Regions from separate parts of the Homo sapiens genome. Here region 1 is linked to region 2. A link is an interaction called in ENCODE POLR2A ChIA-PET data of the cell type or tissue named here. Cell type or tissue: OCI-LY7. All regions are shown on one strand. Links, peaks and the distances in the headings refer to the core of each region. The heading gives the core; the rest is flanking DNA.

Region 1 (2,887 bases), core at 1-2,500, 200 kb before region 2:
CAGTGGGACTTTTCCAGCAAGACTTTCTTAGACTCATAATTACGTTGAGGAGAAGAATATAAGAAGAGACATATACAGTGATAAAAACTTTAAATGAATTTCTAGAGTTTAAGAGAAACTTTTCAGGCCTTGGAGAATTTTTGAAGTGGTGTACGAAATAAGGAGAGGGATTTTCCCCTGCATACCCAAATTTTCTCTTGTGATTACAGTTCCATTTTCAAACTATCTTTTCTTTGGTTGGATTTTACCTTTATTTTTCAAGGTTTTTCTTTATGAAATGACATTAGTTAACCAGAGTGTGGCTTGGCAGCACTTGATACAGTATTTAATAAGATCTTATAGGTGATATTTATTTATATTGTCTTCAGCTAAAGCTATCCTATTGAAAAGTGGTCCAAAGATCATAACTGAGTGAAAGTAATATATAGTAAAGCATGGCCCTATTTATCTGGTCCCTGATTTCTTCACATCATTTTGCTTGTAAGATAGCAATATAGCCTAGTTGTTAAGAAAATAGACTCTAAAACCAAGTTTCTCTACTTTCTAGCTCTATAACCTTGGCAAGAAACTTAACTTCTCTGTGCCTCAGTTTCCTCATTTTATTTTTATTATTATTATTATTTTTTTTGAGATGGAGTTTTACTCTTGTTGGAGTAAAGGCTGGAGTGCAATGGTGCCATCTTGGCTCACCACAACCTCCGCCTCCTGGGTTCAAGCAATTCTCCTGCCTCAGCCTCCCAAGTAGCTGGGATTACAGGCATGCGCCACCACGCCCAGCTAATTTTTGTATTTTTAGTAGAGACAGGGTTTTGCCACGTTGGCCAGACTGGTCTCGAACTCCTGACCTTAGGTGATCCGCCCACCTCCGCCTCCCAAAGTGCTGGGATTACAGGCTTAAGCCACCATGCCCAGCAGTTTTGTCATTTTAAAATGAGTTTGTTGGCCAGGGACAGTGCACACCTGTAATCCCAGCGCTTTGAGAAGCCAAGACAAGCAGATCACTTGAGCATAGGAGTTTGAGGAAAGCCTAGGCAACATAGTGAAACCCTGTCACTACCAAAAATACAAAAAATTAGCTGGGTGGTGTGCACCTGTAGTCACAGCTACTTGGGAGGCTGAGGAGGGAGGATGGCTTGAGACTGGGAGGCAGAGGTTGCAGTGAGCTTGTGAGCTCAGACCGCTGCACTCCAGCCTGGGCGATGGAGCCAGACCCTGTCTCAAAAAAAAAAAAAAAAAAAAAAAAGCTGGGCGTGGTGGCTCACGCCTGTAATCCCAACACTTTGGGAGGATCACAAGGTCAGGAGATCGAGACCATCCTGGCCAACATGGTTAAACCCAGTCTCTACTAAAAATAACAAAAATTAGCTGTGCATGGTGGCGCGTGCCTGTAATCCCAGCTACTCGGGAGGCTGAGGCAGGAGAATCGCTTGAACCAGGGAGTTGGAGGTTGCAGTGAGTGGAGATCATGCCACTGCAGCCTGGTGACAGAGCGAGACTCCATCTCAAAAAAAAAAAGTTTGTTGATAACAGTACCTACTTTCTAGGATTGTTGTATTACATGCATAGTGCTTGGTAGGTAGAAAGTGTTTGCTACATACTGTACTAGCTGTTAATCATCTTATTGCACAGGAGAACCTCCAAAGCCCTTTTCTGAACTGCATGCTAAAGAGGTCCCAGCATATTCGTCACTTACGACTTCCTTGTGTAAACTCTTGTATATTATGATCATTGGTGATCAATGCCATATACAAGATTCTGTTAAAAATTTTCGAAGTAGCAGAAGCCCTAGGTAGTTAACTTCTTTTGTGGTTAGGAAGAACTGGAACAAATGATACATTTATTGAAACTGAGTTATTAAGTTGCAGGGGAAAAGAAGTTGTAAAAACTTACCCAGGGCTAAAGTGTAAGTTATAGTTGCAGGTGGGATGTAAGATGAACCATGATTACTTGCAGTCTGTATTACTTGGTAAAGGAAAGAGAGAAGTAAATTCACACTTATTCCACAGGAAGAAATTAGTAAAGAGAGTAATGATAGGAAACAGTCTAGGGGTAGACCCTAAATTTTGGGAAATATTTCGGTGTGAAGTAGAAAATTTGTCAATATATACCCTATAAATACAAAACATTGCATCACAGGTGTAACCCAATTTTTTTCTTTTTTTCCTGAGATAGACTCTCACTGTCACCCAGCCTGGAGTGCAGTGGTGCGATCCCAGCTCACTGCAACCTCCGCCTCCCAGGCTCAGGCGATCCTCCCACGCTCAGGCGACCCTCCCACCTTAGCCTCCTGATTAGCTGGGACCACAGGCACATGCCCCAACAGCTGGCTAACTTTTTGTATTTTTGGTAGAGACAAGGGTTTTGCCGTGTTGCCCAGGCTGGTCTTAAATTCCCAAACCCAAATGATTTGCCCACCTCAGCCTCCCAAAGTGCTGGGATTATAGGCGTGAGCCAATGTGCCCAGCCTAATCCAGATGTTATAGTAGTCACAACTGGGAGAGTTGTTACAAAAATATTGTAGAGTCCTTAAAGGAGAGTTCTAGAAAAGAAATCTGATTTTGAATATACTTCACTTGTTGGGAACAACAAGAATGGTCTTTACTCACATCTTTTCTAAAAATGTCTTTTTTTTAATTACGCCTCTTGTGTTAGAGAGGGAGATCTTTGAAGAATATTTCTGATGCGGTCCTTGAGAGATGGGAAGAGTTTTGTGCCCATGTGAAAAGTCAAAAGAAGTAGTTGCCTATGGAGAGAAAGCAGAATCCTTCATTTCCTTGTGTCACCTAAAAAAACCTGTTACAGGAGCCAAGCTTTGATCTGTATTAAGCAATTCAAATCTGTGTCTTGTTTAATTGCAGGAGGGAACCTGTATGACAAAATCCTTCGT
Region 2 (2,909 bases), core at 113-2,612:
TGAGGCCTAGAGTGTATTTTGGTTTGTTTTCTTGTTTTGCTTTTAAGAGGGGAGAAACAAGCATTATGTTTGTATCAGGTGGGAATTATCTAGTGGGAGAGACGGGAGAATCGCTGGAGTGGTGTCGCTGAGTAGGTGATGGCACGGGACTGATGCCCACCTGGAAGGGTGGCCTTCGATGGGGCACAGACAGTCACCTGTGGAAAAAGGTTGGAAGCAGAGTGTGGGCACAGCCCCGCCCGCGGGCCAAGAGCAAGCCTGTGGGAGTCTGTGCGCCACTGCTGTCAAGGGAAGGATGAAGCAACAGTGCTGGCTGAGAGTGAGGATAGGGGGACGGGTGGGAGTCAGAGGGAGAAAGTATGAAAGGGTGTCTAAGGTAGAGCAAGTGCAGCCGGGGGACAGTGTGAAGCCAGTCAGCACTGAACCTGCAGGTGAGATCTGTGTCACAGGGTTGCCTGTGATCTGTTGCCCCATCACCCAGGCTGGAGTGCAGTGACACGATCTCGGCTCGCTGCAGCCTCAACCTCCCGAGCTCACTCCATCCTCCCACCTCAGCCTCCTGAGTAACTGGGACCACAGGCACACGCCACCATGCCCAGCTAAATTTTGTAATTTTTATAGAGATTGGGTCTACCTATGTTGCCCAGGCTGGTCTTGAACTCCTAGGTTCAAATGATCCTCCCGCCTCAGCCTTCCATAATGCAGAGATTACAGGCATGAGCCACCGCACCCGGCCTATGTCTTGAATTTTAAGCTCGGTTCTGATATCAAAAGCCTTCTATTGCTGGGTTCTTTACTCTCGGTAGCCCTCACTAGACTGTAAGCCCCATGCGGATGTAAACAGCGCTGTCTAGTTCACGGCTGTATCTCAACATCCAGCTCCTCATGCATGGGAGACTCTCAATACATAGCATTGAATCGTTGAATAAATGAATGAAGCAATGAATGAGAAAAGTCCTAGAAGTGGCACGTCTAGATTTCTGAAGCAGCCCCTTCCGCATCCCTGGATGATTCTAGACCTGCTCTCCCCACCCACCCCACATCCCATCCCACCCTCCCCTCTCTAAACCGCCCCCCGCCCCTCACAGCCCAGCCGTGCAGACCTTGCGGCTTTAAGGCCGGCAGGAGCCGAGCCGGGCGGTGATTGGTGGTTTATTCTAAGGCTCAAGTATGAGCTCATCCGCAGCCAATGGCCGCGCTGCACCGGCTGGCCCCGCACGCTGGATGCCGGAAAGCAGCGGCCCGCGGCGCGCTCTGGCGTGAAGGGCCGGTACGTGAGGGGGAGGCCTGGCCCGCGGACCCGGCTCCCAGCTCGGGCAGGTACGGTGTTTTGTCCGGTCCCTTCTCCACCCTCCCAGGCGAGGGGCCCCCTCGGCCGTCCCTCCACCCTGGGACCGTGCACCTTGCGGCTGGGGCCCCGTGGGTTGCACGCGCCGCTTTCTGTGTCCAGGCGGGGCCGGCGGCTCTGCCCGGCAGGACCCTGCCCGGCGGGGTGGACCCTGAAGCCAGTCCTACCCGGGCACCCCCCAGAGCAAGGCCTCAGAGCCTCAAGTTCCCCTGGGCTTGGCCGAGCAGGGATGGTGCGGCCTCCCTCTGCCTCCTGGCCGCATCCTGGCCGGGATTCAGCTCCCCGCCGGCTGAGGCTGTGGGTCTCCCTCCCCGCCCCACCGCCCATCCTGCTCTCTCCTCTTTCTCTCCAAATGACCTGGGGTTGGAAGTTCCGGGTCCTGCCCATTCCCAGTGGGACCTGGGAGAGCAAAGGCGGGGTAGCTTTGTGGGCCTCTCTCTGAGCCCCTTCCCTTCCCGCAGCCACGGCTGTCATCCCTTTGGCCGCCTGGGTCACACATTGCTCAGGAAGAAGCTGCTGTCAGGTCCTTGGAGGCCACATGACCTTCTCAAAAGTAAAGCCAGGAGGACAGAGCGACCCTCCCTGGGGCTGGGTCACCCTGCCCTCTTCTACCCCCCATCCAACGTGGCACCGAGTCTGCCACTCAGTCATTCCGTCTGCCAACAGTTCTTACAGCCCAGCTCTGTGCTCTGCTCTCTGCTGGCTCCAGGAGGGGTCCTCACTCGCTGACCACACTGACCTCAGGACCAAGGGAACAAAACACAGCAGGGGCAATCCATCCGGTCCACGGAGAAGTGCTAAACCCCAAAGGGTAAATGAGATTCCCACAGGAGGAGCAGGGAGGAGACAACAGGCAGGGTGGAGGGAACAGCATGAGGAACAGCATTTGAGCCCAGCGTGTGTGGCCTCCATGTGCTGAATGCGTACTGGATACCAAGCTTGCTCTACGGAGGCCCTGTGAAGGTGGCTGTGGATCACAGATATCCTCAGCTCTCTCCAGAGCTCAACACAGTACCAGATGCTCCAGAAATGTTTGCTGAACTGAATTTGACTGGAAAGGAAAACAGAGCCCCAGGCCTGCGCGGTGGCTCACGTCTATAATCCCAGCACTGTGGGAGGCCGAGGCAGACGGATCACTTGAGGTCAGGAGTTCAAGACCAGCCTGGCCAACATGGTAAAACCCCGTCTCTACTACAAATACAAAACATAGCCAGGTGTGGTAGGCAAGTGCCTGTAATCCCAGCTACTTGGGATGCTGAGGCAGGAGAATTGCTTGAACCTGGGAAGTGGAGGTTGCAGTGAGCCGAGATCGCACCACTGCAATCCAGCCTGGGTGACATAGCGAGACTCTGACTCAAAAAAAAAAAAAAAAAAGAAAAGAAAACAGAATCCTGAGCTGGTTATGATTCTATCATTACCACCACTTAGGAAGGACCTGGATCCATGAAAAGACCTTACCCACTTTAGCTCTGACCCCTTCAGTCTTTGGAGGTGAATATGAGTCTCCCTGACATTCAGTGGAGGAAACTGGGGTGCGGATAGGGGTGTTGCTACCAGCTAG

What was found. Peaks named below come from ENCODE experiments on the same cell type or tissue, not always from the same donor. Only the 100,000 strongest peaks of a DNase experiment are listed, where the experiment ranks them.
Region 1: POLR2A ChIA-PET joins it to region 2 with 16 read pairs; 4 of 35 experiments call an interaction of 5 or more read pairs at or near these places.

Annotation. Positions count from the first base shown.
Region 1 is chr14:75,121,146-75,124,032 of GRCh38, reverse strand. NEK9 (NIMA related kinase 9) reads left to right here. Exons shown (of 22, transcript NM_033116.6): 3 at 2,859-2,887. Among named protein-coding and RNA genes, the nearest start is that of NEK9, 4.5 kb to the left of the region's middle. In OCI-LY7, for the core only: no CTCF peak of the experiment used is centred there; no DNase peak of the experiment used is centred there.
Region 2 is chr14:74,921,591-74,924,499 of GRCh38, reverse strand. RPS6KL1 (ribosomal protein S6 kinase like 1) reads left to right here and starts at 1,240. Exons shown (of 12, transcript NM_031464.5): 1 at 1,240-1,320; 2 at 2,015-2,522. RefSeq lists silencers at 1,015-1,074, 1,165-1,574 and enhancers at 945-1,715, 1,716-2,487. In OCI-LY7, for the core only: no CTCF peak of the experiment used is centred there; a DNase peak (open chromatin) is centred at 1,179; H3K4me3 peaks cover 1,285 bases.